Linked DNA regions of Homo sapiens: regions 2 and 3 are each linked to region 1. Evidence: read pairs that join two places in POLR2A ChIA-PET (ENCODE). Cell type or tissue: OCI-LY7. All regions are shown on one strand. Each heading gives the region's core, and the rest is flanking DNA. Links, peaks and the distances in the headings are about the cores only. Region 1 overlaps METTL8 (methyltransferase 8, tRNA N3-cytidine). Region 2 overlaps METTL8 (methyltransferase 8, tRNA N3-cytidine). Region 3 holds the start of LOC107983995 (a long non-coding RNA gene).

Evidence for each region. ChIA-PET counts read pairs that join two places held together with the same protein. Peaks named below come from ENCODE experiments on the same cell type or tissue, not always from the same donor. Only the 100,000 strongest peaks of a DNase experiment are listed, where the experiment ranks them.
Region 2: POLR2A ChIA-PET joins it to region 1 with 19 read pairs; 5 of 35 experiments call an interaction of 5 or more read pairs at or near these places.
Region 3: POLR2A ChIA-PET joins it to region 1 with 12 read pairs; 6 of 35 experiments call an interaction of 5 or more read pairs at or near these places.

The regions. Positions count from the first base shown.
Region 1 is chr2:171,318,843-171,329,021 of GRCh38, forward strand. It overlaps METTL8 (methyltransferase 8, tRNA N3-cytidine), which reads right to left. Exons shown (of 10, transcript NM_001321154.2): 8 at 7,200-7,306; 9 at 6,999-7,064; 10 at 1-5,520. The coding sequence ends at 5,330. Among named protein-coding and RNA genes, the nearest start is that of METTL8, 110 kb to the right of the region's middle. RefSeq lists enhancers at 308-1,130, 1,276-1,325, 5,513-5,612, 7,444-7,493, 7,988-8,512 and a silencer at 5,137-5,431. In OCI-LY7, for the core only: no CTCF peak of the experiment used is centred there; DNase peaks (open chromatin) are centred at 4,709, 5,219, 5,499 and 7,574; H3K4me3 peaks cover 3,629 bases; H3K27ac peaks cover 7,654 bases.
Region 2 is chr2:171,384,345-171,394,523 of GRCh38, forward strand. It overlaps METTL8 (methyltransferase 8, tRNA N3-cytidine), which reads right to left. Exons shown (of 10, transcript NM_001321154.2): 2 at 7,699-7,853. The coding sequence starts at 7,841. Among named protein-coding and RNA genes, the nearest start is that of METTL8, 45 kb to the right of the region's middle. RefSeq lists enhancers at 2,020-2,604, 2,605-3,189. In OCI-LY7, for the core only: no CTCF peak of the experiment used is centred there; DNase peaks (open chromatin) are centred at 1,327, 3,877, 5,117 and 5,637; H3K4me3 peaks cover 1,626 bases; H3K27ac peaks cover 3,772 bases.
Region 3 is chr2:171,258,238-171,268,416 of GRCh38, forward strand. LOC107983995 (a long non-coding RNA gene) reads right to left here and starts at 6,683. Exons shown (of 3, transcript XR_923576.2): 1 at 6,597-6,683; 2 at 5,798-5,844. It overlaps LOC105373737 (a long non-coding RNA gene), which reads right to left. Exons shown (of 3, transcript XR_923573.3): 3 at 7,389-10,179. In OCI-LY7, for the core only: CTCF peaks have their summits at 2,574 and 2,786; a DNase peak (open chromatin) is centred at 8,084; H3K4me3 peaks cover 323 bases; H3K27ac peaks cover 486 bases.

The sequences.
Region 1 (10,179 bases), core at 1,343-9,342:
GCAAGTAGAGGTTTTGGAATCAGAGAGTTCTGGGTCCGAGTTGTGACTCTGCTACTTACTAGATGTGGTATCCTGAGCAAGTTACCCAACATCTCTTCTGTAAATGGTTATCATCAAAATGAATTCCTAGGAGTTTGAGGATTAAATAATGTGTATAGTATACACAAAATCTAGCATTCAGAGCTAAATTAAGAGTAGCTAAGCAGTTCAATAGGAACTAGGACCCATGCTTCCTGTTTGACTCTGAGGCAACACTTTTTTCCATGGAAAGATACTGTCTTTCTTACAATGTCTCATAAAACCTTTGAAAAAGTCACTGTTGCTGGAATACTGTGTGTACTGCCTTGTAGATTAATAACAATACCTCACATATATTTAATGCTCTAGAATTGACAATGCACTTTCACAAGCGGGGAAAATACCCACGCCAACACTAAGTCTCCTGATGACTAACAGAGGCAGGAAGCAGGAGGAGCAGAGGCTTTGAAAGAGGTCGATTAGTGATGCAAATGTGAAGTTATCTGCACTTGTGAGGAGCATAACAAACATCAAAACCAATTAGAAGTAACAATGTGTGATCTATTCAGGCTTCAGGACTTTGATGAGTTGGAAGTTTTGGGGTTTAACAATCCAGATGGTTCTGATAGCTTTAAGTTTTGCCTCCAAGAGGGCAGCTATCTGCATATGGGTGAATTTTCACGTACAAGCTAGAGTACAGCAACGACTTAGAATCACACACGGGTAGAAACCGGGACGTGTTCACAATTTGTAGACAAAGCATATGGAATCGAGAGAGGCAAAGCAAATAAGTTCTCAGAAGTCAATGTTAAATGGGTGTTTCAATACAGGCAAATGTGTCATACCGAATGCAAAACTTTTAATAATAGAAACTGTTATCTTGACTTTCTCACAACCTTCGGAAACAGTTCCTCATGTGTGAGAATTTTTACATTTGGACGATGCTCAAAAGTGAATTTTTAGAAATGGAGAAAAAAATGAAGGGTGCATTTAAACAATATATTCCATTGTTTCTGTACTGTAAGAAGATGAAAGAATATACCTTTTACTCCTGGAAAGAAAATGGTCCTTTTGAAATTCAGCTCTCTCAGAAGATGAATTTTTAAATATCAAACTCTGCCTAACCAACTGGTCCTAGCTTTATGGATGTGAGGGGTAAATTAGAATTTCATGCAGTTATCAAATATTTTAAACTAATACCCAAGCAGTTACATTTGCAACGCTTCATGATTTCTTAACATCTATAGACAAAATTCCAAATAGGTCTTTCCCTTTTCTTTCTGTGCCAAAATCTACATTTCTATCTAGCAGCAAACCCCGAGAAGGAAGTTGTTGTAGGTAGGTTAAGAGACAGAAAGACTGACCAGGCAAGCAGAAGACACTGGTGGAAATGGCCCTGCTGCGCAGCCATGTGGAATAGGAAGGCTATGCTGGACAGAGCCCAAAAGAGACCAGTTTGTGTCTCACAGTCCAAATTTGGTTGATGTATTTTTGAAGCTTCTAAAGGTTAACTCACATGCTGTAATACATTATAGAAAGACACGAAGCCGAATTTTACTGTGCCAGTCAAGAGGCTGGCTTGAATCCGCTATTTAGAACTGAGAGAGACAGTACAATTTACATGTGTGAGAATGTGAGAATAATTTTACCTTCTGTTGTTTTTGAAACCACCTTGGGCCATGATTTTTAAACGGAGACACAAGGAGATCTGCTGGGGTTCCCATAGCAACATTAACTTATCTAAACTGCCCTTGCTGTATGTAATACTTTCATGACTAGTTTGGCTTTTTAATGTACACTTTAATTATGAAATACAACTGAGTTAAGAGTCTTGGGCAAATTTTAATGTTTATATTTACTGACTTATGCATGTTTAAACAGAAAGCTTGATAATTGTACTTTTGAGGACTTGCCATCAAGGCAAGTTTGTGCAAAAACCTTTATGTGGTCTTCCTTGCCACTGATCTCTGACCTCACTCCATTCCATTCTATAGACAACTCCTCAACCTCTCTCAATACATTTATAAGACACCATATCTCAAACTGATCTCAGATGGCTCCAGTTCAGAGACTAGAAGTCATACACCTGCTAGTCTAGGTTATCTACAAGCTGACCCCCTTCCCATCTTTTCTACCTATCCCTCATCATTAATGTCCCACACCACACTTGTCTTCTCACCATCTGCTGAGAATGTACATTCAAGAACTAGCCTGAGACCTACCTCCCCCAAGAAACCTGATTCTTCTCCATTCTTTTTCAGAGCTAATCTCTCTCTCTCTCTCTGGAAATACTATTACTACTGCTACCACTGCTATATGATGTGTTGGCTGTGACTGGACAGCATCCCTCCCCTGGTGTTTTTTGACAGCAGTGTCTTGATTTTCCTTTGAAGAACTTTCTTCCATTCCAGGAAGTGAAATTTCCTTCCACTCCAGGTTGGAGTGCAGTGGTGCGATCTCAGCTCACTGCAACCTCTGCCTCCCAGGCTCAAAAGATCCTCCCAGCTCAGCCTCCTGAGTAGCTGGGACAACAGGTGCGTGCCACCATCACTGGCTAATTTTTGTATTTTTGGTAGAGATAGGGTTTTTCCCATGTTGCCCATTCTGGTGGCATCATCAATTAAGCTGCCCTGCCCCAGCCTGTTAAGAGATGAACCAATGACTAAAGCTGGACCAATGATATTCTTCTAGAAATTGGATTTTAAGTGAATTCAGAAAGAAAAAACAGTTGGAACTTAATTATTCCAATGATGGTTCTTTCAAGAGAGTATTTATTTATTCTAGGTTCTGTGGTTCATAATCAAAGTCTGCTAGCTGGTAAGTTCCCTATTTGAGTGTTTGTATATTGTCTTAGATCATGATTTACAGGTTTGGGATATGCACATTTTGTTTTGCCAGCTGTACTCTATTTATGCTCCCTGAAGAGCATAAACAAGGCTGGGTCTTTATTGTTCATATTATTCCACTGAATTTAGCACTCAATATGTAAGTAGTCAATAAATATTATGTAATGAGTATGAGACTAATCTTAAAAACTTCATTTCTACAAAATGTGATTTGCAAGCCAACTTATGTCCTTTTTGAAGCAAGGGAGTAAATAAATTTTTTTTTTTTTTTTTGATACGCAGTCTAACAACTGTCACCCAGGCTGGAGGGCAGTGGTGTCATCTCGGCTCACTGCAACCTCTGCCTCCCGGGTTCAAGTGATTCTCCTGCCTCAGCCTCCCGAGTAGCTGGGATTACAGGTGCCCACCACCACGCCTGGCTAATTTTTTTTGTATTTTTAGTAGAGACAGGGTTTCACAGTGTTGGTCAGGCTGGTCTTGAACTCCTGACCTCATGATCCGCCTCCTCGGCCTCCCAAAGTGCTGGGATTACGGGCTTGAGCGACTGCGCCCGGCCCTCGAGGGGATAAATACATTTTTAACTGCCACAATTTAAGAATTCTCTTGGGTATGACAGTTGTCTTAAACAGAGCTTACCACTGATACCAGAAAGGGTCTGGATCCAGACGCCAAGAGAGGATTCTTGGATCTTGTGCAAGAAAGAATTGAGTCCATACAGCAAAGTGAAAACAAGTTTAAGTAAAGAATAGGCTGGGCGCGGTGGCTCACACCTGTAATCCCAGCACTTTGGGAGGCCGAGGCGGGCGGATCACAAGGTCAGGAGATTGAGACCATCCTGGCTAACATGGTGAAACCCCGTCTCTACTAAAAATACAAAAAAAAAAAAAATTAGCTGGGCATGGTGGTGGGTGCTTGTAGTCCCAGCTACTCAGGAGGCTGAAGCAAGAGAATGGCGTGAACCCGGGAGGTGGAGCTGGCAGTGAGCTGAGATCACGCCACTGCACTCCAGCCTGGGTGCCAGAGCAAGACTCCATCTCAAAAAAAAAAAAAAAAAAAAAGTAAAACATAAAGAATGGCTACTCCATAGGCAGAGCAGCCCCAAGGGCTACTGGTTGCCCATTTTTAAGGTTATTTCTTGATTATATGCTACACAAGGGGTGGATTATTCAGGCCTCCCCTTTGTAGACCATATGGGTAACTTCCTGATGTTGCCATGGCATTTGTAAACTATCATGGCACTGGTGGGAGTGTAGCAGTGAGGACAGCCAGAGGACACTCTCATTGCCATCTTGGTTTTGGTGGCATTTGGCCGGCTTCTTCACTGCAACCTGTTTTATCAGCAAGGTCTGTATGACCTGTATCTTGTACTGACTTCCTATCTCATCCTGTGACTAAGAATGTCTTAACCTCCTGGGATTGCAGCCTAGTAGGTCTCAGCTTCATTTTACACAGTCCCTATTCAAGATGAAGTTGCTCTGGTTCAAAAGCCCTTGATACAAGAGCTTGTCAGCTTACATACCTTTTTTTTTTTTTTTTTTTTTTTTGGAGACAAGGTCTCACCATGTCACCCAGTTTGGAGCGCAGTGGTACAATCTCAGCTCACTGCAACCTCCGCCTCCGAGGCTCAAGCGATCCTCCCACCTCAGTCTCCTGAGTAGCTGGGACCACAGGTGTGTGCCACCATGCCTGGCTAATTTTTGTATTCTTGGGAGAGACAGGGTTTTGCCATGTTGTCCAGGCTGGTCTTGAACTCCTGAGCTCAACCGATCTGCCTGCCTCAGCCCCCCAAAGTGCTGGGATTACAGGTGCGAGCCATTGCACCTGGCCTAACAACTTGTATATCTAAGAATAGCCTGAAAATAATGTCAGCATGGGCTGTACTTCCCCAATTTTAGGAAAGGAAAGAGGAACTAAAATTCTATTTCAGATATGAGCCTCTGAATTTCAAAAAAAAATTGGGAGAAAATAGACAACAACAAGACAAAAAATAATACACTTTGACCTTGGGCTTGTTGTAGCTTTCCCTGGAAATAAGGTGTGCTTTCTCTCTGCAATCAGATGACAATGGGAAGAGTCTGACTGTGTTTGGGAACTGGTTTACTAAGCCTAAACAAATAAACAATTTTTTTTACTTGCAAAAAATGTCAAGTTACATTTTCTCAAAATTACTTGACATAATACTAACTTAATTGAATGCTTATAAAAATCAAGGAACAAGCAAAATGGTTAGATGTAATAAATTCAAACAAGCTTGAGCATATCAAGTTTTCAAAGCACAGAAAAAGGCATACTGTGCTGAACCACTTACATGTGCTTAAAATGCACAAAGGAGCTCACCTATGACAAAACGGCAGGAAATACAAATTCTCTTCTTTTTTTCTCATTGTCTTTTGAGAAACAATAGACTTACAGTAGTCCTTGAATAGCACAGTCCTCTGGCTTTGTACCTTAACATGTTACAAAGTTCAGTCTTGTGAAAGGAGTGTAGATACCATATTGGAGCTATTCTGAGTCTGGTGCAATGGTTTCTGGAATTTGCCTTGAATCCACACTCGGTGCATTTTCACTTGTTTTTTCCTATTAACTTGTAAGCGGCGATCAACCAGATTTTGCTTTTCATCTAAACTGGCTTTGCAGAACATACTGTGGACTTCCCCTGTGAGACAAAAATGGCAATAAAAGATATGACATGTGACTAGAGATGGGGGAGGTCAGGAGTAGAACACTGATGGAATAACTGACCATCTAAATTTCATTTATACAAGAAACACTCTCTAGAACAATTTGGTGAAGGAAACCTGTGAAACCAAGCGAGTTTCTTCTATTTCACAAAAATACACCATGCATATAAAAATACACCTGTTTACAGACTAACACGGCAGACATCAACAGATATATAAAACTATTGGTTGCAGCTTTCAATATTTTGAAAGGTGCTCCCTTTCTGAGTTTTTGTTGGTTTACAGAAACCCAAAACGGCAGATTATAAAAGTACTCACATAAATTTGGGGAAATCCTTGAATGCAGCATTCACTTGGTACTGTTAGAAATGCATTTTTAAAAATGTGAAATTGGTTGGGCATGGTGGCTCACGCCTGTAATCCCAGCACTTTTGGAGGCTGAAGCAGGCAAATCACCTGAGGTCAGGAGTTCAAGACCAGCCTGGCCAGGGTGAATCACTTGAGGTCAGGAGTTTGAGACCAGCCTGGTCAAATGGTGAAACCCCTTCTCTAATAAAAATACAAAAATTACCTAGGCGTGGAGGTAGGTAATCTCAGCTACTTGGGAGGCTGTAATCCCAGCTACTTGGGAGGCTGAGGTGGGAGAATCGTTTGAACCGGCGAGGTGGAGATGGCAGTGAGCTGAGATTGTGCCACTGCACTCCAGCCTAGGCAACAGAGTGAGACTCTGTCTCAAAAAAAAAAAAAAAAAAAAGAGAAATCAGCTAGAGATAAGTAATTTTCCTTCTTTCTATTTTGAAAATGTATTGTTTTTTTAGACATAAGATTCACTCTGCTGCCCAGGCTGGAGCACAGTGGTCCAATCATAGCTCACTGTAGCCTCATCTGCCCCAGCTCAAGTGATCCTTCCACCTTAGCCTCCCAAGTAGCTAGGACTACAGGTATGCACCACCAGACCAGCTAATTAAAAAAAAATTGTTTTGTAGAGACAGAGTCTCATTTTGTTTTCTAGGCTGGTCTCAAATTCCTGGCTTCAAGCAATCTTCTCACCTTCATCTCCCAAAGTGATGGGATTACAGGTGAGCACCCCTGTGACAGGCCAAGATAAGTAATTTTCTATAAACTTATCAAATGTCCTCCTTTGGCTGTGGCTATCATCAATTTTTTTCATATCTAGGCTAACAATATCTCCAAAATGGAACAGCCTTCACCTTCATCTGGGTATGAGGGTAAAACAAGAGACTTTAAAGCAGTTTAACTGGAAAAAGATTAAACAGTAAACGGCCATTTTCAACCTTTTATGTAGACCAGTAATAAGCATCAAAGTATGAAGACATCTAATGCTTAATCAATGACTGAAGCCTCAGTTTCATAGCTTCTGAGCTATAATCAATGAGATAATAACTAACAAGAACGATTATGACCAATTATTTCCTTTTGTAGATTAGCATACCTTTTGTAAAGAAATATGCTCTGGTACCATCTCCTCGAACATAAAAATTTTCAGATAAACAATGTCCTGAAAAAAATTGTGAAAAGAGAAACTCTTAAGGGTATTCCTTTAAAAAAAAACAACTAAATACTTTGATGTGAAATATAAACAAGGCATTCTTTAGAACATTTAAAAATAACCTCAAACTGAATATACTATTACCCTTTTTAAAACGAAGCTGAGTCTTATCATATCTTCCATAGTCTCGAAATAACAGCATTCCCCCAGGTTTCAGTAACTTGGACAGTCGGTTTACAACACCTTGCATCCTTTGGAAACAAAGTATTAAAAAGATACCCAGTTTGTAGAAATCTTGTTTTATATGCTGGATTTAACTTTGTTGAAGACAAAATAAGAAAAGCTTGATAAGGCCAAAGAAATCTAAACCATAAACATAAGGGTAACAAAAATAAAAATATTTTGTAAAGAAGAAAAAACCAAAACCAACTTGCTAAATGACTAGATTCAAAAGTCCTAGAGTATCAAGAAATCACCCAAATGATCAGAGTGGTAACTTCACAGAGCTTGACGTATGATGTCAAAGCTAAACTTCAAAACCACAGATGTTTCCTGGTACTTACAGAAAATTAAGGTAGTTCTGAGATAGACAACAATGGAGTGTGCTTCATTTTCCTTGCAAGATAAAAAATATGCCAAAGCCATCCCAAGTTGTACATATCTAAAGAGGGAATATCTTTCCTCCAAAACGAGCTCATTCTCCTTTTCTTTATTTAGTTCGGAGGTACCACCATTTACCTCATGAAAGAGAAATTATTTTTCTTCCACTGTCCTCTCCATGTGGCCATAAAATTCTATGTCCTCTTTAATTTTTATTTTTAATGACATCTTTGATATTTCCTGTCTTTTTTGTTTCCCATTTGTACTCCCTTAGTACCAACCCCTATCTCCTTAGGCCTGGAAACAAATCTGCTTCCTAACACGCTGTATTATTCTCCCTGTCAATCCTTCCTGCATGTTATCGATGAATAATTCTGCTTAAAATGATAATTTTGTCAAATCATCTCCTTGCTCAAAAACTTTCATGATTTTAATCCATAGGATAAAATTTCAATTTCTTAGTTGAGCTCTTAAGATCTCCTACTACTGACCCCAATTAATCTTACCAACAGCTTTCCAATCTGAAGCAGCTCCCCTAGCCAAACTGTCATGCTTGGCCCTGAGCAGCCTCTGCCTTTGCTCACATGGTTTTTCCTCAAAGAATTCTCTCCTCCTTACTGTCTGCCTATTTAAATTTTATTCACATTCCAAGCCCTAGTTCAACAGCAGGGAGCCTTTGCTTTTCTCCTTTACTGTTTATTCTACTTATTTGGCTTCCAGTCAAATACAATCCCTTATAGCTGCTCTTGATTTAGTGTTTTTGGCTAAGTGTTCATGGCTTTATGTGTGATTATGGGCCAGGGATGGCATAGATTTCAGATCTCATATTAATTCTGAGTGACAGCATCGGCTGCCTACAGAGCTCTGAGAAGGACTCATAAAGCTCATTGCGAGTTACCGAGTACAAAATCGATTATCAATGTCTGCCATGGGCAGAGAATGGTAAATGGCAGCTTGTGTGCTAAGTCCTTGTCTCTGCCTTATCTAAGCTACTTAAAGCTGCTGAGGTTTTCTTATTTGAAAAAAATGAAAAGTTTGAATCAGATAATCTGTAAATTCCTTTCAATTAAAACACTGTTCAGTGGAATAGTAAGGTAAAACTCAGATTATGTCATGTTATGAAGGAAGCAGATACTGAGAAAATGAAAGCAACTATAAAACAAGAAAGAAGTAGGACAAAAGGAGGTGGCATGATTAGGTGAAAAGTCCTTTTAAAAAAACTAGCACATAAGGACATAAAAGAAAAAAGAAACGTATTTTTTGTTTATTTTATTACAGGTTATTTTCATACTGTGCTTATATCATAGGCTTTGCGAATGAAAGAAAATCATATCTAAACCTTAAAATATTCACTTTCAATATAAATATTTTACGTACATAGCAAAATCTTTCTGTAATTATTAGTAAAACAAGTATGAAACTAAAATGCAGAAAAATAAACAATCGAACACTTTAAAATGTAGCCACCTCCTCCTGCAAATTCTTTCCTCTCAGCTATCCTTTAATGTCTGGGGTTGAGGATAAAGGCAAGGAACGGGAGCTACTTTTCTTGCTCATCTCATCTTGGTTCATAGTGCAGTTCCCGAGCCAATTCCTGAGAACTGCAGGTGGGAGTGGGCTGGGGGTGAGATGGACAAGACAGGAATGGTATGAAGCCCCTTTTCTTTCTTCATCCTACTTGGGCCAACTCTGCTGTCTTCACTTATCTCTGGATAGAGGGAGAGGAGAAGGAAGAGATAAAAAATGTATTGACTGCCTGCTTTATGCTTGGCTCTGTAATATTTTGTATTTTCATTTCAGTGACAAGAAGGACAATTCGCTCTTCTTTTGTAGCCACCTACAATTTATTCCCATTTAAGCTGGGTCCTCCAGACTCAAGGTCTAGCCAAATTGCTTGCCATTTGCTTATGCCTGAATTTTCCAAGCTACCAAGATGCTACTTTTCTAGAACTTTTCTGGGGTTGAATCTACTACTATAGTCCTAAGTGACACTATAGACATTGCCTTGGTTTTAGTTTTTTCTTTTTTTGAGACAGGGTCTTACTCACTGTCACCCAGGCTAGAGTACAGTGGCGTGATCTTGGGTCACTGCAACCTCCGTCTCCTGGGTTCCAGTGATTCTCCTGCCTCAGCCTCCAGAGTAGCTGGGATTACAGGCATGCAGTACCACGCCCAGCTAATTTTTGTATTTTTATCATTTATTTATTTTTTTGAGACGGAGTCTCTGTCTTGCCCAGGCTGGAGTGCAGTGGCATGATCTCCACACACTGCAGCCTCTGCCTTCCAGTTTTAAGCAATTCTCCTGTCTCAGCCTCCCAAGTAGCTGGGACTACAGGTGTGTGCCACCACAGCCAGGTGATTTTGTATTTTTGGTAGAGATGGGGTTTCACCATGTTGGCCAGGCTGGTCTTGAACTCCTGACCTCAGGTGATCCACCCGCCTTGGCATCCCAAAGTGCTGGGATTATAGGCGTGAGCCACAGCGCCCAGCCTTTTATTTTTTTTTTGAGACAAGGTCTTGCTTT
Region 2 (10,179 bases), core at 1,264-9,263, 65 kb after region 1:
TAAAAATACAAAAAAATTAGCTAGCCATGGTGACACACGCCTGTAGTACCAGCTACTTGGGAGGCTGAGGTGGGAGGATCACTTGAGCCCAGGTGGTCGAGGCTGCAGTGAGCTGTGACCGTGCCACTGCACTCCAGTCTGGGTGACAGGGCAAGACTGTCTCAAATAAGCAAACAAACAAACAGACAAAAAATGAAAGACTAGACCAACTGTGGTAGCTCATTCCTGTAATCTCAGCACTTTAGGAGGCTGAGGCAGGAGGACTGCTTCAGCCTAGGAGTTCCAGACCAGTCTGGGCAACATAGTGAGACCCCACCTCTACAAAAAAAATAAAAAATTAGCCAGGTGTGGGTAGCACACACCTGTAATCTCAGCTACTTGGGGGACTGAGGCAGGAGGATCACTTGAGCCTAGGAGGTCAAAACTGCAATGAGCTGTGATCATGCCACTGCACTCCAGTCTAGGTGACAGAGCAAGATGCTGTCTTTAAATTAATTAATTAATAAAGTAAGTAAATAAGTAAAAGACTATAGGCAGATATAAGTACTAGTAATACAAATACCCAGAATCTGGAAGGCAAATCTTTCTCAGCATATTAGAAACTAAATAAAAAAGAGTATCTTTATTTTTTCTTAAAATTAAAAAAAAATATGGTCATATAGAGAGTAAATAATCCTTAAAACCAAAGGCTAAATGGAAAAATGAACTGTAGATAATTCTGAGCAACACCTCTGAGAGAAAACTGGCATATGCTTTTCTAGAAACATCTTTAAAAAATCAAATTCAGGCTAGGTGTGGTGGCTCATGCCTGTAATCCCAGCATTTTGGGAGGCCAACACAGGAGGACTGCTTGAGGCCAGGAGTTCAAGACCAGCCTGGGCAACATGGCAAGACCCCCCCTCTCTAAAAAAAATAAAATAAAACAAAATTAAAAATTAGCCATTATAGTGCCATTGTACTTCAGCCTGGGTGACAGGGCAAGACCCTGTCTCAAAAAAAAAAAAAATCAAATTCAGCAAGAGAGGAAACACTATTCTTAAATATAAAGGAGAAAATAAGGAAGAAAACAAAAACTTCTGAACAGAATTTTGGACTTGAAGGATGGGGAGAACAAACCAGGTTTCGTTTAATTTACACATCTTCTCCTTAAGAAGAAAAAAATGTAAAAAAGGTGTGTGGGAAGATAATGTGAATCAACTACCTTCCTCTTCCCTGGGTGAAAGTTTTTATTGCTGCTCTTACAGTATGTATCTGTGTTGGTAGAGAGTTCACCACAGGTGTCGGGTGCAGACTGGCCAACCCCTTGGGGGGTATGCTATGAAGATGGATGGCTGTCTAGACTAGATCAATGTTTTTCAAACTGAATAACAGAGCCCTAAGGGTCCTCTTGGCTGCTAGAGTAAGTGAAGAGAGGTGAGAGGGAAAAGGAAGTGGTGCTGTTGATGCTCCAGGCCTCTATGCCTAATTCATTCAGGTCAGGTTTGCTTTTATCTTTTAAATCCTAGGATTCCATGTTAAAGCTTCACTTGAAAATAGTTCTGTTGCTAAAGAAAATTATAAAAACCACTGGACTGGATCAAGGGTTCCCAAACCTGGCTCCTCAACAGAATAACTAAAAGAGCCTTTTCAAGTTAGAAATTCCTGGGCCATACCTCTAGACCTACTGAAATAGTAACTCCCAGAAGGATTCTTGTGCAGCCAGCCCAAAGCTAGCCCGTGTGTTTGAGGAGTGCTGGACCAGATGATCCTTGCTTTCCTGAGTCTATGACAAAACAGAACTTAAATCAGTAGGCAAGAATCTCAGGCAAGAGAGCAGGTGGTAGCAGATGGAAAAAGAGAATATAGATAGCTAAATCACTAGGGTCTAATGAAGAAAACAAAAAAAATTGATAAATGAGGAGCTTGCCTAAGATCAGAAGTTGCTCTGGAGATTTAATTGCCTGGCAAAGGGCCCATTTTATCTCATAGCCTGTGATAACTATCCATATTGGTGATGGTAGTGAAAATGGTTTAATGGAGCAGCTGTCCAAAAAAGTATAATGTGAACTACATACGTAGTTTTAAAATTTCTAGTAGCCATGGTAAGGAAAAATGAAAATAAAGAGGTGAAACCAATTTTAAAAATATATTTTATTTAGGCCAGGCACAGTGGCTCACGCCTGTAATCCCAGTACTTTGGGAGTCCGAGGTAGGCAGTTCACCTGAGGTCAGGAGTGCGAGACCGGCCTGGCCAACACAGCGAAACCTTGTCTCTACAAAAAATACAAAAATTAGCTGGGCGTGGTGGCAATATGGAAGGGAAGAGTGTGGTCCCTTTAAATGATACAGAAGCGGGGAAGGGAAGCGCTACTTAGAGGAGGACGTGGTCCCTGGCTAGGGCTCCACCCACATGAACCTAGGTGAGGACAGGCATTTCCTGCCCAAATGTTGTATTTTCCCAAGACCGCCCTGGCCTGCCACGCCCCGATCCTATGCCTATAAACAATCCCCTCCCCCCAGACCCCAGCAGGCAGACACACAGGTGGCTGGACATGGCGAGAAGCACATCAGGAGGCACCAGCACACCAGCAGGCCACCCACCAGCAGAACGACATTTGGCTAGGGCAGCCAGAGGAGAGCCCAGTCCACCTAGCGGTCCGACTCCAGGGGAAAACCATCTCCCTTCTGACTCCCCAATCTGCTGAGAGCTACTTCCACTCAGTAAAACCTTGCACTCATTCTCCAAGCTCATAAGTGATCCGATTCTTCCCATACACCAAGGCAAGAACCCTGGGATACAGAAATCTGTCTTTACGATAAGGCAGGGGTATAACTGAGCTAACACAAGCTGCCTATGCATGGCTAAACTAAAAGAGCACCCTGTAACACGCGCTCACTGGGACTTCAGGAGCTGTAAACACTCACCCCTATACACTGTCATGGGGTAGGAGCCCCACAGCCTGCCCATCTGTATGCTCCCCTAGAGGTCTGAGCAGCGGGGCACTGAAGAAGTGAGCCACACCCCCATCGCACATCCAGCGAGGGGGACATAGGAGCTTTTTCCCTTTCAGTGGTGCATGTTTATAATCCCAGATACTCAGGAGGCTGAGGCAGGAGAATTGCTTGAACCTGGGAGGCAGAGGTTGCAGTGAGCTGAGATTGAATCACTGCACTCCAGCCAGGGCGACAGAGCGAGACTCTGTCTTATTTAAAAAAAATTAAAAAAAAAATTTTTTTTTAAATATATATATGTATGTATGTGCATATATATATAATTTAATTGCATATATCCAAATTTTCATTCACTTTTAACATATAATTCAATATAAAAATTGAGATTGTTTACCTTATTTTTTGTACTAAGTTTTTAAAATTTTACAGTACATCTCAATTCAGCCCAGTTATTAATATATTTCAAGTGCTGAATAACCACCTGTGGCTAGTGACTACCATATTGTATAGTGTAGAACTAATTAATTAAAAAATCAATGTATTCCCTTTCAAAATTGAGATTCGGTTGCAATAAAAACATAAAAAGCCCATGAATCACCTTCCTAGCCCCAGAGATGCTGTTCCAGAGGCTAGTCTGATAACAATTTTGTCTGCAGATATCATGCCCAACTTGACTTCTTCAGCTCTGACCACTCTCCCTCTTCCCAGCAGCAGTGTCTGCGTGCTGGACATTTACACCTGAATGTCCTGCTCACAAAGCCTATTATTCAAAATGTCTAAAACCAAATTAACCATCTTTCTTCCAAAATAAAACAAATACATTTACCTCTTGATTTTCCTATTTCTATCAGTTACTTAAGATCAAAACTTCAGAGTCAACTTCTTCCTTTTTCTTTACTCTGCACAAGCACCAAATTCTGTTTATTCTTCTGTCACGATCTCTTGCTCACTGGCCCTTTTCTGCTTCTAATTCTTCCTGCTGATCAGTCTAGCATGGTGTTACCAAATATATACACTTAATACACTAAATATAATGTCATTTATTTATCTTCAGTGGCTCTATAATGCCTTATACTTCAGCTATGAATTCAGGACCATGCACATCTTAAACCTACCCCCCATCTGGCCTATGTCATTCCAACCTTATCTTTCACCAATCTCCTAGAAAAGCCTTTCTTAAGGCAAACTATCCTATCCTCTATCTCATGAAAATGCCTTATATTTCCTCATCTCAGTGCTTTATGATTTTCTATCCACCTAGAATGCCCTTATTTCAGTTTACCTATTCAAAGCATTAATTCAACAATATTTGTGTGTCAGGCATTGTGCTATGTACTGCAGGCAATATAAATACAGGCATATCTTGTATAATTATGCTTTGCTTGATCACACTTCACAGCTATTGCATTTTTTACAAATTGAAGGTTTGTGGCAACCCTGCATTGAGCAAGTCTATTGGCACCATTTCTCCAACAGCATGTGCTCATTTCATGTCTCTGTTACATTTTGGTAATTCTTGCAATATTTCAAACTATTTCATTATTATTATATCTGTTATGAGCTGTGATCAGTGATCTTTGATGTTACTATTGTAATTGTTTTAGAGTACCATGAACCATATCCATATAAAACAGCTAATTTAATTGATAAATGTTATGTGTGTTCTGACTGCTCCACTGACCTGGCTTTCCCTGTCTATTTCCCTCTCCTCAGGTTCCCCTACTCCCTGAGACAAAACAATAATGAAATGAGGCCAGTTGATTACCCTACAATGGCCTCTACGTGTTCAAATGAAAGGAATAGTTATATATATCTCATTTTAAATCAAAAGCTAGAAAAGATTAAGCTTAGTGAGGAAGGCCTTTTGCAAGCTGAGATAGGACAAAACCTAGGCCTCTAGCACTAGTCAACTTGTGAAATGCAAAGGAAAAGTTCTTAAAGGAAATTAAAGATGCTACTCCAGGTTGAGTGCTATGGCTCACACCTGTAATCCCAGCACTTTGGGAGGCTGAGTTGGAAAGATCACTTGAGCTCAGGAGTTCAAGGCCAGCCTGGGCAACATGGTGAAACCCCATCTCTACAAAAAATACAAAAATTAGCCAGGCATGGCAGTGAATGCCTATAGTCCCAGCTACTTGGGAGGCTGAGGCCAGAGAATCACTTGACCCAGGTGAAGGTTCAGTGAACCGTGACCACACCACTGCACTCCAGCTTGGGTGACAGAGTCTCCCTGTCTCACAAAAAAAAAAAAAAAAAAAAAAAAAAAAATGCTGCTCCAGTGAATACATGAATGAAAAGAAAGTGAAATAGCATTACTGATATGGAGAAAGGTTTAGTGGTCTGCATAAAAGATAAAACCAGCCACAATATTCCCATAAGCCAAAGCCTAATCCAGAGCAAGGCCCTAACTTTCTTTGACTCTATGAAGGCTCACAGAGATGAGGTAGCTGCAGAAGAAAAGTGAAGCTAGTGGAGGTTGGTTCATGAGGTTTAAGGAAAGAAGACATCTCCATAGCATAAAAGTACAAAGCAAAGCAGTAAGTGCTGATGGAGAAGCTGTAGCATCGAGTTATCCAGAAGATCCAGCTAAGATCACTGATGAAGGTGGTTACACTAAAAAACAAACTTTCAATGTAAATAAAACAGCTTTCTATTGGAAGAAGATGTCATCTAAGACTTTCATAGCCAGAAAGGAGAAGTCAATGCCTGGCTTCAAAGCTTCAAAGGACAGGCTGACTCTCCTGTTAAGGGCTAAGGCAGTTGGTGACTTTAAGTTGAAGCCAGTGCTTATTTACTATTCCCAAAATCCTAGGGCCCTTAAAAATTATACTGAATCTACTCTGCCTATACTCTATAAATGAAACAACAAAGCCTGGATGACAACACATCTGTTTATAGCATGGTTTACTGAATGTTTTAAGCCCACTGTGGAGACCTAATGCTCAGAAAAAAGAATTCCTTGCAAAATACTACTGCTCACTGACAATATACCTTGTCACTCCAGAGTTCTGATGGAAATGTACAAGGATATTAATGTTGCTTTCATGCCAACTAACACAATATCCATTCTGCAGCCCTTGGATCAAGAAGTAATTTCAACTTTCAAGTCTTATTTAAGAACTACATTTCGTAAAGCTATAGCTGCCATAAATAGTAATTCCTCTAGTGGATCTGGGCAAAGTAAACTGAAAACACTCTGGAAAGGATTCACCAATCTACATGCCATTAAGAACATTTGTGATTCATGGGAGGAGGTCAAAATAATAACATCAATAGGAGTTTGGAAGAAGTTGATTCTAATGGATGATAAGGGGTTCAAGACTTCAGTGGAAAAAGTAACGGCAGATATGGTGGAAACAGCAAGAGAACTAGAATTAAAAGTGGGGCCTAAAGATTTAGTCTGAATTGCTGCAATCTCATGATAAAACTTGAACAGATGAGGAGTTCCTTTGTAGGGATGAGCAAAGAAAGTAGTTTCTTGAGATGGAATCTACTTGGGGTGAAGACAGTGTGAACACTGTGGAAATCACAACAAAGAATTTAGACATAATTTAGACAACAAAGAATTTAGACATAATTTAGACAACAAAGAATTTAGACAAAATTCTAAATATTAAACAAAATATTTAGAATATTACATACACTTAGTTGATAAAACAGTGGCAGGATCTGTGAGGACTGACTGATTTTGAAAGTTCTACTGTAGGTAAAATGCTATCAAACAGCATCACATGCTACAGAGAAATCTTTCATGAAAGGGAGAGTCAGTTGATGATGCAAACTCCATTGTTGTCTTATTTTAAGAAACTGCCACAGCCACTCCAACCACCACCCTGATCAGTCAGCAGCCATCAACACTGAGGTAAGACCCTCTGCCAACAAAAAGATTATGACTCACTGAAGGCTCAGATGACTGTTAGCATTTTTTAGCAAGAAATTACTTTTTAATTAGGTTTGTACACTGTTTTCTTAGACATAATGCTATTGTACACTTAAGAGACTACAGTATAGTGTAAACATAACTTTTATATGCACTGGGAAACCAAAAAAATTGTGTGACTCACTTTATTGCAATATTTGCTTTACTGCAGTGGTCTCAACCAAACCTACAACATTTCTGAGGTGTGCCTGTAATCGTAATCTCAGTTTCCCTCACTTTAAGAAATCTTTCTGACTATGCCCAAACAGAAGTGTTTTTGCATTACTGAGTTGTTCTCATATGGCATATAGTCTGTAACACTCATTGAGCCCTCACAATTTACTGCCTTGTAGGGGTAATTATCAGCTTTTTCTGTAAATATCTATCTTTCCAAATAGGGTGGATTCCCTGAAAGCATAGACGAGAATCATACCAATATGATCTCCCTGGTGCTCAGTAAGACACAGGTACTGATCTGCATTTGCTGGATGACAAGTATGAAAAAGAGGGAAGGAACTGTGGAGCAGGAGGAGGGCCCCACCTAGGAAAGAATCCTCACCCCCACCCAGTGACAGCAGGCAAATCAGGATCAGAGGTAAGTAGGAAGGGCCTGCAAGAACTCCAAGGCTACTAAAAGCATATGGAAAGTTTCACTCTTCCAATTCCATTTGCAATGAAATTCAGAATCAGCAACACTTAAGTCAGGATCGGTTACCCTAGCTTTTGGACCTCTACAACATGAGTTAGGTCATCAGCTTTAAAAACCCTTTCTTAATTCTAAATGAAAATAATACCACTGGTGATATTTAAGAAACACACATAATATCAGATTTAAAAAGAAAACTCACCACATGTTGTGTTCAAAAACTTTGGCTGGGTCAGTTAAAATCCTTGATCCCAGAGGGGCCACTGGGTGGTAACCACTTTGGTATCTGTGTGGCACCTTTCCTAGCCTTAGACAAGAAATGGAATTTCTCCAAATCATATTCATCCTAAGCAGTACCTAAAAAGTTACAAATGATTAATTAGTCAACATAGATTAAACAGTGTATTGTTTATCTAATACCCAAAACCTGGTTCTAAAGGTTTTCAATCTGAGAATGCACATGAAAACTAGAAACTTTTTAATGAAAGATGAGCATAACAGCTTCTCTCCTGAAGTATATTCAGGCCAAGAGATGGGAGAGAAATATTTAGGGTGGGCAACACTGGCTGGCATTTTTTTGAAGCCATAGCCTTGACCAACTTTGCTTTGTTCGATATTTTATTTGCTTATTTAATTTTTAGCACATGATCAAAGCATGTCTGAATTTGTGTACTAAAGACAGATTTTTTTTAAAGTAATTTTATTTTTTGGGGGGTAATTCTAGGAAAATATATTTCTAGGAAATATTTTGTGACCACTAGACAAAAATCCCAAGTATGGCAGAAGAATAAGAAAACAAACCTGTAACTCTCATTCTCCGTGCTGAACTGAATAATATGAAAATCAGTCAAATAAATAAATATTAAGACAGAATCTTAGCAATTATTAATTCTAACAATCCTGTATACATATATTTTTAAGAATAGTCAGTAATATGGATGCAAAATAGATTTTCCTGAACAAAATGCATGCTTTGCCAGGCATGGTGGCTCATGCCTGTAATCCCAGCACTTTGGCAGGCCGAGGCAGGTGGGTCACTTGAGGTCAGGAGTTCGAGACCAGCCTGGCCAACATAGGAAAACCCCATCTTTACTAAAAATACAAAAAAAAAAAAAATTATCCAGGAGTGATGTGAATTCCTGTAATCCCAGCTACTTGGAGGCTGAGGCAAGAGAATCGCTTGAACCCAGGAGGCGGAGATTGCAGTGAGCCGAGATTGTGTCATTGCACTCCCGCCTGGGCAACAGAATAAGACTCTGTCTCAAAACAAACAAAACAAAACAAAAATGCATGCTTAAGGCCAGCTGCAGTGGCTCATGCCTATAATCCCAACATTTTGGGAGGCCAAGGTGAGAGAGTTACTTGAGTCCAAGAGTTAGAGACCAGCCTGGGCAACATAGTGAGACCGTTTCTTCAAAAAATAAAAAAAAATTAGGGGTGATGGTGCACATCTGTGGTTCCAGCTACACGAGAGGCCAAGCCTAGAGGCTGAAGCTGTAGTGAGCCATGATCATGCCACTGCATTCCAGCCTGGGTCATAGAGCAAGACTCTGTCTTATAAAAAAGCAAAAAAAAAAAAAAAAAAGCATGCTTATACCCTAGCTCAAGAGGAGAATCATCTGCTGATTAGCCCAAATCCATCTCCATTTCTGGAAGAATAACAAGCATTTAAAGAGTATGTCATCTTAATTATGTACTTGTAAATATGTCACTTTAAAATCTTTATGGAAAAGTATTAAAAAGAAGCTCTAAGGTGCTTACTTTTTCCAATAAGAAACCATTGTAATACTGCTTGACATTTCAGTTGTTCATCACAACATTCAGCCTAATGCTGTCAGCTGTCAGGTGGAAACAGATGCTAAAAGGTGTGTGTATGTAATATGCATCACAGATCATTGGAGGTGCTATTAGGCGTAAAAATGCCATATACTGTGCACTCTTTACCACCCTACTGAAAATGAATAGGTTTAAGACTGTGAATTCCAAAATGAACTGCAGAATGTCAAAAACAGCTCTTTGTACTTTTAAACATAAAATTCAAGATTTTCCTTTTGGAAAAAAAAAGTGGGGGCATAGTTATACATACCAACAAGACTGTAATGGTTCCATTCAAATGTGACTTAACAGTGATAAGAAATGAAACCTTCAACAGCAAGTGCAGATGCTCCTGTTTCTTATTTGTTTTCCTTCTCCAGTAAATGCAAGCTCTTTGGTGGAGGCAAATGAAATGAAATGCTCCACCTACCACCACCTTTACCCTGATGTGCCTTTGTTCTTTTTGCCTGCCAATGTTCCACATAAGACTATCAGTGTTCTATAAAACCCTACCTGCAAAATTATTTTTAGAGCTCTTTCTGCAGTGAATAGTATTCATAAAATCTTTTGTATGCTGAAGAGTAGAAATTGATTACACCTAGAAAGAGAGGCAATTCATGCTCAAAAGTATAAAATGATGTAAATGTTTCCTACCCAGGAAAGGCAAATCAAAATGGAATTTCAATCCTTTAAATAATCACGTGATACTTATCTATACTCATCTATATATAGAAGAGGGAAAAAAAAAAAGTAAGAGTTTCTCTCACTATAAATGACCAAGAGCCTCTGTAGACAGAGACAAAAAGATACAACCAGATTGGATTATTAGGCAATTCAGGAAAATGTCAGAGAAATGTGAATCTTGCAG
Region 3 (10,179 bases), core at 1,479-9,478, 60 kb before region 1:
TATTCCAGATATTTGAAAAGTTAAGGAGAGACAGGAACTATTTTAAAACCATAAATCAGATTTCTAGAGATAAAAACTATAATATCTGAGATTAAAATTACACTGATGAGATTAATGGCAAAAGAAAAGATTAGTGAATCTGAAGACATAGCAATAGAACTGATCCAAAAATAAAACACAAAGAGAAAAGAGAATTAAAAACAAGAATGAAAAGAGCATCAGTGAGCTGTAGGAAAACTTTAAGCAGTTTGATTTATATGTAATTGTTGTCCCTAAAGTAGCGGGAGGGACAGAAAAGCTATTCAAAGGAATAATAGCTGAAAATTTTCTGGTTTTGATGAAAACTAAAAACCTACAGGTCCAAGAAAGTCAATAAATCCTAAGCACAAAAATATGAAGAAAATGAGTACACTAAGGCACATCAGAATCAAACTGCTCAAAATTAGTGATGAAGAGATAATACTAAAAGTAGCCAGAGAAGAAAAGACACATTATATACAGAAGACCAAAGATAAGGATGACAGAAGACTCCTCATAGGAAACAATGATACAGGTGATAAGACAGTGGAGCAACATCTTTAAGCTACTGAAGGAAAAAACAAACTGTTACCTAGAAATTTATACCCAGCAAAAATATTTTTTAAAGATGAAGGTGGAATAAATACTTTTTCAGACATACCAAAGCCGGAATAATTTATCACTAACAGATCTGCAATATAAGAAATGTTAAAGGAAATCCTTCAGGCAGAAGGAAAATAACACCTGATGGAAATATGATTATACAGAAAATTCAGAGCAACAAAAATGATAACTACATGGACAAATACGTAAGACTTTTTCTCTTATAATTTGAATATCTTTAAAATATATTGACTGTTTAAACAAAAATAATAACAATGTGTTGTGGGGATTACAACATATGCATAAAGAAAACAGTAGCCTAAGTGCTGGGAGGGAAAAGTGGAGTTATGTAATTATAAAATTCTGTGGCCTGGCGCCGTGGCTCACGCCTGTAATCTAACACTTTGGGAGGCTGAGACAGGCGGATCACTTGAGGTCATCAGTTCAAGACCAGCCTGTCCAACATGGTGAAACCCCATCTCTACTAAAAATACAAAAATGAGCCGGGTGTGGTGGTGGGTGCCTGTAGTCCCAGTTACTTGGGAGGCTGGAGCAGAAGAATCATCTCTACTAAAAATACAAAAATTAGCTGGCCATGATGGCATGTGCCTGAAATCTCAGCTACTCGGGAGGCTGAGGCATGAGAATTGCTTGTACCCAGGACGTAGAGGTTGCAGTGAGCTGAGATGGTGCCACTGCACTCCAGCCTGGCAATAGAGTGAGACTCCATCTCCAAAAGAAAAAGGAAAAAGGACTGGTGCGGTGGCTCACACCTGTAATACCAGCACTTTGGGAGGCCGAAACAGGAGGATCACGAGGTCAGGAGTTCAAGACCACCCTGGCCAACATAGTGAAACCCCATCTCTACTAAAAATACAAAAAATCAGCCGGGTGTGGTGGCAGGTGCCTGTAATCCCAGCTACTTTGGAGACTGAGGCAGGAGAATCGCTTGAACCCGGGAGGTGGAGGTTGCAGTGAGTGGAGATTGCGCCACTGCATTCCAGCTTGGGCAACAGTGCAAGACTCCATCTCAAAAAAAAAGAAGAAAAAAAAAAGAACAAAAGGCTCAATAATAAGAAAACAACACAATTAAAAAAATAAGCAAAAGAATCAAACAAACATGGGTGACAAATAAGCATATGAAGCATATAAGAAGATGCTCAGCATCATTAGTCATTAGGAAAATGCAAATTAAAACCATAACTACTGAATGGCTAAAATTAAAAAGACTGACCATACCAGGTGTTGGTGAGGAGGTAGAGGAACTTGAACTCTTATACCTTGCTGGGGAAAGTATAAAACAGTACAACCACTCTGGAAAACAGTTTGTCAGTTTCTTAGAAAGTTAAACATAAACCTACCATTTTATCCAGCCATTCACTCTTAGGTATAAGAGAAAAAACATGCATCTATATAGAATTATGCATAAATGTTCATAGAATCTTCATTGGTAATAGCCCCAAACTGGAAACAACCCAAATGTCCATGTACAGGTGAAACAAACCGGTATATCCAGCTGATGGGATACTACCCAGCAATAAAAAGAAATGAACAATTGATACATTCAACAACATGGATGAATCCGCAAATAATTAATGCTGAGCAAAAGAGGCCAGACCAGAAAAAGAGTATGCACTGTATGAGTTCATTTATATAACATGCTAGGAAACGCAAACTAACGTATAGTGACAGAAAGCAGATTAGTGGTTTCCTGGTGGATGAGGAGATGTGAAAGAACAGGAAGAAAGTGTTACAAAAGCAAAGAAACTTTTTGAGGTATTTTCACTATATTAATTGTGGTTATGGTTTCATAGTTGCATATGTGAAAGGAAGATAAAATCATGGAACCCCAAATTCACGATGCCAAAAGGGAAAAGTTAAGCTTGGAAGCTGAGTCATGAAAAAAAACCCCAAAACTGCCTTTATCTTTGTTCCTAAACTGATAGCTACAGATAGAAGGCCACAGGGGGCCTCCCTCACCTTGACAATGTAAATGAACAGCTTATCTTCATGGACTTGGGGGTGGAGGAGTGAGGGGAAAGAGGAGATTCGAAATCCCCTTCCATCCTGAGCTGAATGCATGTTTGACTGCTTTTCTACTCTATGTTTACTTCACCTTATGTAAAAGAGCAGATTTACTGAGTGTGAGTCAAATACATAATTGATTTTTCCCCTACCCCTTCCTTTTCATGCACATGTGACTTCACAAGAATGTGACCATGCCCTTCCTCTTTTTTTTCTTTCCCCTTTCCCCTCCTGCCTACTTTTCCCCTTTAAAATTGAAGCCCCCAAAATTCTCTGCAGAAAAAATAAGGGCCACAGATCCTGCTGTGGCTTGTGTCTCTTTTTCCTGGGTGTGTATTCAACCTCAGCAAAATAAACCTCTAAACTGATTGAGACCTGTCTCAGATACTTTTTGGTTTACATATATGTATGTCAAAACCTATCGAGTTGTACATTTCAACTATATGTTATTTATTGTAAGTCAGTTATACCCCAATAAAGCTGTAGAAACATAAATATTAGTTATTTTTAAAAATCAGTGCTAGGGGCCAGGCACGGTGGCTCACGCCTGTAATCCTAGCACTTTGGGAGTCCAAGGCGGGCGGATCACCTGAGGTCAGGAGTTCGAGACCAGCCTGGGCAACATGGTAAAACCCCGTCTCTACTAAAAGCACAAAAATTAGCCAGGCTTGGTGGCATGTGCCTGTAATCCCAGCTACTCGGGAGTCTGAGGCAGGAGAATCACTTGAACCCAGGAGGCGGAGGCTGCAGTGAGCTGAGATTGTGCCACTGCACTCCAGCCTGGGAAAGGAGAGCAAAACTCCATCTCCAAAACAAATCAGTGTTAGACTTTACCACACTCTGGCCTTATGACTCTTTGAAGCTGAGATTCTTTTAGTCATCAACATGGTTCTGGCCTAGGAACTAGTAGTTCTTCTGTGGAGTTAGAGAGCAGATAAAGGCCTGTTCTTCTACAGACAAGTTCTTTGCAAGCCATCCAAGGTGATGGAAAGGAGGTGGGGGCCACAGAGTTGAGCTTTTTTCTTTCTTCCAGGAAGAAATTAAAGACCCTTGGGGTTTTTCAATCACAATTCTCTTGACCTACTTGAGTCACTATGGGGCAGGATGCTTTGTTTCATTTCATAGAAACAAAGAGTGAGCATAAATTCTAAACAAAGTAATGTATTTGTAGATGGTCTTGTCTCTTGACGCAGATATAAAGCCTATCTTCTGAGAGAGGACAAAGAGATTAGTATGTGCCTTGCTTAAGAACAATAGACAAATGTTACAGCCTGTTAACTCCATCTGCTTCCCAAAAGAAGAAAGAATTTTTACAATGAAGTGTCAGAGGGTCTTCAGGCCCCATACGGGAGATTTTCCCAAGGGAAGCCCATAACAACCTTCCTGTGTATTTAAGCCAATATGTTCCAGCTCCTAGAGTGGGGCTCCTTGTCCTTAATTGTGGAATAAAAAGCTTTGTCTTATTGAAAGAATTTGAGGCATAGGGAGAAGGGGAAGTATTTTGGTTGGTGGGGAGGGAAGTCACAAGGTTGCATGCTTTCCTGGCTACGATGGAATCATTTGTGTAGTGAAGAAACTGAATCATCCAAAGGAAAGTATCGTCAGCTACCATATTCCAGAAATCATTTGCTTTCCTGAGGCACTGGGTGACTGAAGCAGATACATTGCAGGCACATGCCTGTAAGAGCCAAGGAATTCAACTTTTTTTTTTTTTTTCTTTGAGACAGAGTCTCGCACTTTCACCCAGGCTGGAGTGCAGTGGCGCGATCTCGGCTCACTCCAAGCTCCACCTCCCGGGTTCACGCCATTCTCCTGCCTCAGCCTCCTGAGTAGCTGGGACTACAGGCACCTGCCACCGCGCCTGGCTAATTTTTTGTATTTTTGGTAGAGATGGGGTTTCATTGTGTTAGCCAGCATGGTCTCGATCTCCTGACCTCGTGATCTGCCCACCTCGGCCTCCCAAAATGCTGGGATTACAGGCGTGAGCCACTGCACCTGGTTGGAATTCAACTTTTTTTTTTTTTTTTTTTTTTGAGTCAGAATCTCGCTCTGTCCCTCAGGTTGGAGTGCAGTGGTGTGATCTCAGCTCACTGCAGCCTCCACCTCTCGGGTTCCAAGCGATTCTCATGTCTCAGTCTCCTGAGTAGCTAGGGTTACAGGCACCTACCACCACACCCAGCTAAATTTTGTATTTTTAGTAGAGATGGGGTTTCTCCATGCCAGGAATTCAACTTTGTTTTTGTTTTTGTTTTTTTGAGATGGAGTTTCACTCTTGTTGCCCAGGCTGGAGTGCAATGGCACGATCTCAGCTCACCACAACCTCTACCTCCTGGGTTCAAGTGATTCTCCTGCCTCAGCCTCCCGAGTAGCTGAGATTACAGGCATGCACCACCATGCCCGGCTAATTTTTTTTTTTTAGTAGAGACGAGGTTTCTCAATGTTGGTCAGGCTGGGCTCGAACTGCCGACCTCAGGTGATCTGCCTGCCTCAGCCTGCCAAAGTGCTGGGATTACAGACATGAGCTACCATGCCCGGCCAGGAATTCAACTTTGGAGGCCCCATTTCTCCATTCTTTCTTTTCTGGGTTTGTGGGGCTATATTTCCCTTTCCTCTCTTCCTAATATAACTTTCCATACCTCAGCTGCCTCCCTGGCGCCAGGGCTGCCATCCCAGCAGGCCAAGAGGCAGACCGCTCTGCAGCGTGATGTGTTTTTTATGTTTCTGGCCATCTTTCTAGTCTTCTGCACAAGTGGAGTGTGTGAGGGGAACCCCTGCAGGAGAGTTACTGAGGACTACAGACTCTACTTCTGGCAGGTTGCCCTGCTGGGGAATCAGGCATTGGTCTCAGTCAGCTGGATGGGGCTGGGATCTATTTTCTATTTCCAGGTTCCCAGCGCGCATGTTCTTGTTTCCTGATGGTGCAACACTGAGGCTCAGCTATATGGCCGGGGAGATCTGTGAAATAAATGTGGGCATTTCATGTCATGTCTGGAAATTCCTGTGGAACTCTGGAGAGTGCCCCCAAAGTGAATAAAAATCAACATAGTCCTCTAATAATGTAATCTGTCCTCATAGGAAGCACTTCAGAGAATATTTTCAAACAAAGGTAAGATCTGAATAAAGTGAAAAGTGCTACTTTTATGCCCATTACCTGATGGACTGCTCACCAGTTCCAGAAGTCCTCCAACTATGGGAACACTGTCATGAGAACATGAAAATAAACCATACTGATTAATCTTGAATGAAACCTAACTCTTAAGTTTTGACTCCTCCCCCTCAAAAAGTACCTAGTGAATCTGTTTGAACAAAAATGAAATCAAAATTTAATTTGAGAAACAAATATATAAACATGAAAAAGTTTAGGCAAGAAAGGGCAATACAGGCCGGGCACAGTGGCTTATGTCTGTAATCCCAACAATTTGGGAGGCTGAGGCAGGAGGATCACTTGACCCCAGGAGTTTGAGACCAGCCTGGGCAGCATAACAAGACCTCCATCTCTACAAAAATTAAAAATTAAAAAAAAAAAAGAAAGAAAGAGGAATATGATGAAATAATTCCTCATCTAATCTCTGTCCCCTATTCCCTTGTTTCTCTCCAGGAAGTATTGTTAACAATTACTTAAGTATCTATACATGGCACTGGCATAGACATTACACACACACACACACACACACACACACACACACACAGGTGGTATGTGTATACATGTATGTATATATGTATATATCACATATCCTTTTTATTATTGTGAATGTCTTTATACATACAAGAGAATCTATTGTATAAGTGATGAACAAAGATTATGACCAACATGAACATTGTTGAATGTCATGGTCCTAGAAACAGAGGACATGGGCAAACTGAGAAGAGTTTAATAAAATGACTATTTACAAAATTGCAGGCAGGTTTAGAGAAATCAATAAAGGATAGTGCAGTACTCAGACACTTACCCAGATTTTGTGGGACCTAATGAATATTCAGTTTTTAGAAACTTCTTTAAGAAAAAGCATGTACTTCTTTAAGAAAAAAATGCAAAATTATGACACAAAAGTAGGTGCAAGAATAAAATTAAATAGCTGGAGACCGGGCGCCATGGCTCACGCCTGTAATCCCAGCACTTTAGGAGGCCGAGGCGGGCGGATCACGAGATCAGGAGATCGAGACCATCCTGGCTAACACAGTGAAACCCCGTCTCTACTAAAAATACAAACAATTAGCCAGGCGTAGTGGTGGGCGTCCGTGGTCCCAGCTACTCAGGAGGCTGAGGCAGGAAAATGGCGTGAACCCGGGAGGCGGAGCTTGCAGTGAGCCAAGATCGCGCCACTACACTCCAGCCTGGGCAACAGAGCGAGAGTCCGTCTCAAAAAAAAAAAAAAAAAAATTAAATAGCTGGGCACAGTGGCACATGCCTATAGGCCCAGCTACTCTGGAGGTTAAGGCAGGAGGATCACTTGAACCCAGGAGTTTGAGACTGTAGTGTGCTATGATCACACCTGTGAATAGCCACTGTTTTCCAGTCTGGACAACACAGCAAGACCTCATCTCTTAAAAAAACAAAAAGAATGAATTAGAATGAGAAAGCACATCAAACCAAATTTCTAAGACTATAAATATCAAAATTGTCATAAAATATCATAAAGTATCAAATACGATAAAATCTAGATAATATCATCATATCACGATTAATCACCTGTCTTTAATACTTTTTTCCATATATATATTTTTTTGTTTTTGCTATGTCCTTTTTTTTTTCTTTTTTGAGACAGAGTGGAGTGCAGTGGTGCGATTATAGCTCACTGCCACCTCAATCTCCTGGGCTCAAGCAATCCTTCCACCTCAGCCTCTCGAGTAGTTAGGACTACAGGTGCATGTCACCACTCCCGGCTAATTTTTTATTTTTTGTAGAGACACGGTCTTACTATGTTGCCCAGGCTGGATATGTACTCTTTGATCATTGCTTTACATGACATCGGTATCATTCTCTAAAGAAAGAATGGCAAGCTAAGTTAGTCTTTCCTCTAGATGGTCTCTTTCTGGATTCTCTATTCTGTTCAATTGGTCTGCAAATATCTCCCTACAAGAGAATAAGAATAGTTCAGAGGAACAATTGAAAAGACAAATCATAGCACATATACTGCTGAGCATTGGTCAGAGGCACCATTTTTTAAGTGCAAAGATTAGGGCATTTTACAAAGCTAAGCAAACTCTCAGTTCACCTTCCACGCATAAGAATGATTTTGTCGTCAGGGTCACAGCTCCTGCCTGTAATCCCAGCTACTTGGGAGGCTGAGGCTAGAGGACCCCTTGAACCCAAGAGGTCAAGGCTGCATTGAGCCATGATCGCACTACTGCCCTCCAGTCTGGGTGACGGACTGAGACCTCATTTCTAAAAAACAACAAAAAGAACGTTTTTTTCACTTCCTTATTACCAAGTACTTCAGTGGCTCCTGATCCCTTCAGATAACATCTAAACTCCTCTTCGTGGCAAATGAGACTCTCCATCCTCTGATTTCTTTTTACCTGTCTGGCCCCATCCCTCACTATTTTCCTACCACCACACCTCCACCTGTTCCACACAAGTTTTACTCCAGTAGCACTCAGCTATCTGGTTCCAGAGCATGCTATGCTCAGTCCCATTCCTGAAGCTTTGTATACAATGTTCTCTCTACTTGGAACACCCTCCCCAGCTTGTCCACCTGGCAAATCCACCCCGTGTCTTCAAGTCACAGATAAAATACTGCTTCTTCTGTGAAGCCTTTCTTGATCCCCTCAGACTCATTCAGGTTTTCTTCTCCTTTGTCACAATCCTACTGAAGCAATAATCTTACTGTAATGCAACTGTTTGCAGGTCTGTCTCCTCACTAGTCTATACATTTCTGCAGATCATGAACTGAGACTTCATCCTTGTATGCCAGGCACTCAGCACAGGGCCTGGTACACAGTAGGCACTTAATAAGTATGTTTTAAATGAATGAGCTTAAGCAACTTACATATGCTTACTGCTATGCTAAAATGTTCTCTCATGTTATGCTTACAACAACCCTATGAAAAAGTATTATTCTTATTTTGGGGGGGTGATTAGAATATGCCACCCCAAAATATGAACTTTTGCATAAGGATTATTTTGAGCTGAAAACAGTTGAGAAGCAGCACATGCCAAGAAGTATCTCTGCCCTCCTCCCTACTTGCCTAAAAGTAGGACGTAAATTTCCATTTGTGCCAGGTTTGGCGGCTCACACCTGTAATCCCAGCATTTTGGGAGGCCGAAGCAGAAGACTCACTTGAGGCCAGGAGTTTGAGACCAGTCTGGGCAATATAGCGAGACACCCATCTCTGCAATTAACAATTTTTTTAATAAAAAAAAATACATTTGCAAAGGCGTCTCTCTCTCTCTCTCTCTCTCTCGCATACCAGGAAGAGGAAACTCTTAGACTCATAATCACTAGAGACGAGGAGATAACTCTAGCCCAGAGATAGCACCAAAAGGTACCTACATAGTAAACCCTAATAAAATAACTCCTATTTTCCATTAGTTTCTCTCCACATATTTACCTCCCCACAATTTGTCACTCCAAAAGCTTAAACCCCTTTTCCTTCGTTTTGCCACATCTCTACAAATACACCATTCTTCGTTACGATGCTACATAACAACTACTCCTGCAAACTACTCATCACTGAGTAGTTTTTATGTAGCATCTTTGTTACGATGCTACATAACAACTACTCCTGCAAGTTACACTCATCACTGAGTTTCTCCCAAATGCATGTGCATTGCACACATTCATAAGCTCTGTTTTTCTCTTGTTAACCTGTCTTTTGTCAGTTCAATTTCTAGGTTCCTAACTGTAGAACCTAGGAGAATAGAAGAAAAGTGGTTTTTTCCTCTGCAGTTTACAGATAAACAAACTGAACCATAATGAGTTTAAGTAATTTGTCTGTAGAATTTCAACCCAGTTCTGTCTAATGCTAAAAATTTATGCTGTTTGCTACATTATGCTGTTTGTCTAAGCAGGTAAATTGTGTCGTTTCAGTAGCACTTAAGCTAGCTGCATATGGCATGGCTGATCCAACTTTTTCTGAAATAATAGACTGCTCTTCTTTCCCTGAGAGATCAAAACCCCCATTATGTGTCTGCCCCATCCACTCCCACTGAAATTGTTCTTTTCAAGGTCTCAAGTGATCTCTTTGTTGCCAAATCTAATGACCATTTTTCTCTTATCTTTTTTGACTCTCAATAGTTTCCCACAAAGTTGACCGCTCTCTTTGTTCTGGAAATAATGTTCTCTCTCAGCTTTTGTGACAAACCATTCTCTTGGGTGTTTTTTTTTTCTTGCCTCCCTGGGCACTCTGTCTCAATTCCCTTTTCTGGCTCTTCCTTCTCTTCCCTACCTCTAAATACTGGGCTTCCTCAGAATGAGGTCTTGAACCAGCTCCTCTTCTCTGTCCACCTCCTGCTGTAGGTGATCTCACCCAGGCCTGGGAAATTAAATGACATCCATATGCTGTTTGCCATTAGTATATCTCCAGCCAAGA